Regions from separate parts of the Homo sapiens genome. Here region 2 is linked to region 1. The links are chromatin loops, found by intact Hi-C in ENCODE. Cell type or tissue: HepG2. All regions are shown on one strand. Each heading gives the region's core, and the rest is flanking DNA. Links, peaks and the distances in the headings are about the cores only.

The links. Hi-C counts contacts between places; a loop is a spot of excess contacts. Peaks named below come from ENCODE experiments on the same cell type or tissue, not always from the same donor. Only the 100,000 strongest peaks of a DNase experiment are listed, where the experiment ranks them.
Region 2: it touches region 1 in a loop (2.4-fold over the local background); 3 of 110 quality-filtered maps call a loop at or near these places.

Annotation. Positions count from the first base shown.
Region 1 is chr3:81,909,102-81,911,912 of GRCh38, reverse strand. No RefSeq gene overlaps it. Among named protein-coding and RNA genes, the nearest start is that of LINC02008, 76 kb to the left of the region's middle. In HepG2, for the core only: a CTCF peak has its summit at 1,477 (motif pointing left); a DNase peak (open chromatin) is centred at 1,462.
Region 2 is chr3:81,984,376-81,987,186 of GRCh38, reverse strand. It overlaps LINC02008 (long intergenic non-protein coding RNA 2008), which reads right to left and starts at 1,045. Exons shown (of 9, transcript NR_147146.1): 1 at 806-1,045. RefSeq lists an enhancer at 935-1,229. In HepG2, for the core only: a CTCF peak has its summit at 1,107 (motif pointing right); a DNase peak (open chromatin) is centred at 1,056; H3K4me3 peaks cover 1,162 bases.

The DNA.
Region 1 (2,811 bases), core at 273-2,772:
TGACAAGCAAAATAATGACCTCTTCCCCCACCCACCATCAAAGATGTCCAAGCTCTAATCCTTGAAACCTGTGAATATGTTGCTTTACATGGCAAAAGAAACCTTGCCTCTGCAGATGTAATTTAAGTTAGGAATATTGAGAGCAGAAGATTATCCAGTCGGGCCAAAGGCAGTCATAAGGGTCCCTACAAGAAGGAGGCAGGGATGTCAGAGTAGGAGACAGATTTGAAAATACTATACTGCTGACCTTAGAGATGGAGGAATCATACCATTAGCCGAAGAGTGTAAGAAGCCTCTAAAAACTGGAAAAGGCAAGGAAACAGATTCTTTCCTAGAGCCTCCAGAAGAAATACAGCTCTACTGACACTTTGACTTTAGCCCAGTAAGATCCCTTTGGGACTTCTGACTTCCAGAACTGTAGGATAACAAATTTGTGTTGTTTTAAGTCACTACATTTTTGGCATTTTGTTTTACAGCAGCAATAGAAAATACCTGTGGTATAGGGCTACTGACAGGATCTCCTTTCCTATGGTCTTGGCAGTAATGAAGCCACCGTAAGCTTATAAGCGTCATAATTGGCATCTACACTGACACTGAGGATATGGGGAGAATCTGAGTTATTAGTTTGGCTCTCCATGCAGCATTTGCTTGACTTTGCACTCCATTTTAAACCATGGAGGCCATTTTGTGTTTTATTATAATACCATTCCCAGAACATATTACGAATTGGAATTAACTGTGTCAGTTATTTAACAAAAGCTTCCGCTCTCTGTATCCACTTAGATGCAATTAATGAGCCAAAAGAGACCAATCATATTAGTTTTAACTGCTTGGCCTTAAGCTTACAGCAACTTCCTGCTTTCTTGCTTTGGAAAGGTCATCATAATTCTATTTTAAAATCCTAAAGATTACAAAACATTTAAAACACTTCCCTGAAAATTTTGTGAGCTCCCAAAACCCAGTCAGGTCAATAAAGAATTATCATTTAACATTTGTTAAGCATCCACAGCCTGGAAAGTATCATACCAGACAAAGAAAAGCAGACAAACACACTGAAGAAATTATGAGAACTTCTTTTGAAAAAAAATAACCCTCACCTATAGGTCCTGGGAGGTGATAATTCTGATTGACCAGAAGCAATGACTGAAACTTGATTACAAGCAACAAGCCATGATAAAAAAGCCACACTAATTTTTGTTCCTGGTTAAAATGTCAAGGTCTATGATTGGACTAGAGGAGTCAAAGATCTGAACTATTCTCTGATCATTTTGAGAGAAAGGTCAGTGTATGATGATATGTACTTCAGTAATAGGCTTGCAAATTTTGTGAAAATGATTTTTTCATCCTCCGTTCTTGTGGCTAATCTCTGAATTATTTTGGATATTGATGATGAACAAGGTTTTGTGCTACATGTTATAGGAGATACAATAATTAGTAAGGCCCCCATTTCAAGGATGTCGCCACCTAGTGGAAGAGAGAAAAATACATCCGTATGCACATGCTTCCCGGACGGTGGGAAGATCACATATTTCCCTCACCATGCTTAGCAGAAATTGTCTCATTAAAGATCCTTAATACATGACTAATTATGTAATTACAGCACAAGGTAGAATGAGGTGAAGATTAAGTTAGAGGTACAAACAAAATGCTGTATATTAAATGCTTCCCAATATTTGGAGAATGACTAGCTTATATAATTGCCAGTTGCTAAATAACAAAACTACGTTTGGAGTAATATAAATTGCCTAAGGTCAAAAACCTTTTATGTTGAAATAAAAGCAATTTTTTTTAATTAAATGAGCTTTTGGCTTGACTTTAAAGGAACTCCCATATAGATGTGGTGACAGGAATTTCAACCCCTTTCCTTTGCATCAGAGGAAAATCTGAATCCCAGGAATTAAGACTCATGCCATTCCCCATTCAACAGAGAATGCAACCATTAAAAGCTACTAAGGTCTCTGGGCTGATGCCAGACCCCAAGGGCTCCAGTGTACAATGCTGTCGACTCACTGGCAGCACTTAGCTTTACTAACAGAAGGAATGTTCTTTCCTCAATTTAGATTTAAATGATGCTACCTGTAAAATAGGAAAAACAGTTTAGATACGTAGGATGAACAAGTCTACAGATCTAATATACAACTTGAGGGCTATTGTTAATAACATTATACTGTATTTGGTATTCTTGCTAAATGAATAGATTTTAGCTGCTCTTGACACAAAAACAAAAAAAATTAGGTAACTATATGAGAAAATGGACATGTTAAATTGAGTCACTATAGCAGCCATTTTACTATCTATGGTATATGTATTCCATAACATCATATTGTATACCTTAAATATACACAATTACATTTATTATTTTAAAATGTTTGTATTTCTAAGATGAGCTTTCTTAGGAGTTTGTGTAACAGTGAAAACACCAGTGGGAGGTGGGGGGTGGGGGAAGGATCATAAAATTGAAGGATTCACTTTAACTTTCCTTCAGGGAACTGGAGCCTGGAGACTGCAAATTTGCAAACATATAGGATGACTTACCCAATGCTGGGAGCACCATTGAGACTGTGGGACTCAGGAAAGATACAGACTTTTTGTTTTGTTTTGCTTTGCTTTTTTTGTTTTGTTTTGTTTTGTTTTTTTGAGACGGAGTCTCACTCTGTTGCTCAGGCTGGAGTGCAGTGGCACGATCTTGGCTCACTGCAACCTCTGCCTCCTGGCTTCAAGTGATACTCATGCCTCAGCCGACTAGCTGGGACTACAGGCACACGCCACCATGCCTGGCTAATTTTTTGTATTTTAGTAGAGATGGGGTTT
Region 2 (2,811 bases), core at 35-2,534, 76 kb before region 1:
TGGTGAGGGGGGGGGTGGCCTAGTAAAAAGTCTTCTAAAAGAAAAAAAAAAACTTTAAAAGCTAACTGCCCGCAGGGTGGAGAAAAGCAAAGAAAAGAAACAGTTAAAAATGCCTGTTTGGCCTGGCGCAGTGGCTTAGGCCTGTAATCCCAGCACTTTGGGAGGCCGAGCGGGTGGATCACAAGGTCAGAAGATCGAGACCATCTTGGCTTACACGGTGAAACCCCATCTCTACTAAAAATACAAAAAATTAGACGGGCGTGGTGGCGGGCGCCTGTAGTCCCAGCTACTCGGGAGGCTGAGGCAGGAGAATGGCGTGAACCCGGGAGGCGGAGCTTGCAGTGAGCCGAGATCGCGCCACTGCACTCCACCTGCGCGACAGAGCCAGACTCCGTCTCAAAAAAAAAAAAAAAAAAAAAAAAAAAAGCCTGTGAAAACCTCTTATTCTTATGCAAGTGGTTCCTTCACCGGGGAGAAAAGTTTAAGCTTCATTACTGTCCCATGGAGTAAAACCCTTTGGCTGGGGAAGGGGAAGGCTGCAGCAGCTTGTGGCTGGGAACCAGCCAGCCAACTAGCTGTGTGGGACCCCTGGGCCATGTGTCCCAGCCCTGGCAGGGAGAGGAGGGGAGGGGGAGCGAGGAGCCCCCACTTGCCTGCTCATTCTGAAAAAGGAAAGAAAGGGCCTTTCCCCAGGCCCCCCGGGAGCAATAGGGTTTGGGGGGCATGTTACCCCCACCCTCTGAACTCCAAGGATAAAAATGCTTAGGAGCAACAGTGAGAGGTTTTGAGTCCCCATTTCACTTACCACTTCTCGAGCCCCACGTTGTGCACCACAAATGTTGCAGGACTTTTCCTTAGTTTAGATAAAGACAGGATCCTTGTCTGTCCCATGGCCGTAAAAATTCAGGCTCACAGATGGTTTGAAGGGTGTGTAAAGCAGGGTTTTATTGAGTGAAAAGTAAGAAAAGGAGGAAACAGAGACTTTCACTAGGCCAGACTCCCTACTCGAGTACTTCCTGCCCGCCGTTCAAATCCCAGTTTCCACACAGGAAGAGGAGGGGCCAGGCTCTTCCCCGCTGCAAATGTCAGGAACTTCCCGAATCTCCACTCTAGGGGGCAGGCTAGTTGGAGGTTTTCCAGAGACCCTCTCCCACCGGACTGTCTCATCATCACCCAGGCTAGAGTTGAGTGGCGTGATCTTGGCTTTCTGCAGTCTCAACTTCTCAGGTTCAAGTGATTCTCTCAAGAATTCTTCGAATGGATATCTTTCCATTTATTTGTGATTTATTCCATTTTTTTCATCATTGGTTTATGCTTTTCAGTGTACAGATCTTTCACCTCCTTGACTAAATTTATTCCTAAGTATTTTATTGTTTATGATGCCATTGTAAATGGGATTAAAAATTTTTTTAGATAGTTCATTGTTTAGTGTATAAAAATGCATCCGATTTTTGTATGTTGATTTTATATCCTGCAACTTTATTGAATGTATTCATTAATTCTAACAGTTTCTTGGTGAAGTCTTTTAAGTTTTCTGCAAATAGGATCATGTCATCTGCAAATAGAGATAATTTTACTTCCTTTTTGAATTGTATGCCTTTTATTATGCCTTCTTGCCTAATTATTCTAGCTAGGACTTCAAGCGCTATATTGACTTGAGGGGAGGGTACTCTTATCTTGTTCGTGATTTTATATGAAAAGCTTTTAGCTTTTCATAGTGAAATATGATGTTAGCGATAGGTTTGTCCTAGAAGGCCTTTATTACATTGAAGTACTCTCTTTCTATACCTAATTTGGGCAGAGTTTTTATCATAAAAGAATGTTGAATTTTGTTAAGTGCTTTTTCAGCATGTATTGAGATGATCGTATGATCTCAATCATTCATTCCATCTTTTAAAAATACAACATCACTTTCGACAATGTGCTGTTGACTAAAGCAAGCCATATTCTAAGCCCCAACTCAAAGGGCAGAAAAAAACTTCTGCCCATGAAAAACCATAGTGAAAATGTGGTCACTGGGAGAGGTAAAGAATTGAAGCCAATTATTCAGTCTACAGCAAAATTCATCGCTATTTCAGAAAAAGAATTTATTGTATCCAGTATGCAGGGGAAGTCCTCATTCATTGAGTCATTTAATATGGCAGAATTTTACAGTGAGGGGTAACTAAAATGTTTTTCTCCTAAAGACTGAAATAAGACTTTAAGTAAAAAAATAATTGGCTGGGTACGGTGGCTCACACCTGTGATCCCAGCACTTTGGGAGGCTGAGGTGGGCAGATCACCTCAGTCAGGAGTTCGAGACCAGCCTGGCCAACATGGCGAAACCCCATCTCTACTGAAAATACAACATGGCAAAACCCCGTCTCTACTGAAAATACAAATATTAGCCGGGCATGGTGGCAGGCACCTGTAATCTCAGCTACTCAGGAGGCTGAGGCAGGAGAATCGCTTGAACCCAGGAGGCAGAGATTGTAGTGAGCCGAGTTCACACCATTGCACTTCAGCCTAGGTGACAAGAGCGAGACTCCATCTCAAAAAATAATAATCTGCAAATTGCTGTAATAGAAAAAAAATGCTCAATTTACGGCAAATCATCAGTGTCAAATGCTTGAATAAGAAAAATTATTTCTTGAATTGACAGAACATCAGTCCAAAAATGATGATTATAGCAAATGATGAGTAAATGCAAAGGCTACAGCTGCTCTACATTGGGCTTCTATGTTAATTAGGAAAAGACTTACTCTCTGGACAAAGACAAATGATATCAGGGCTCAGGATTTGACAAGTGGAGTGTGGACTGGATTTCAGTTC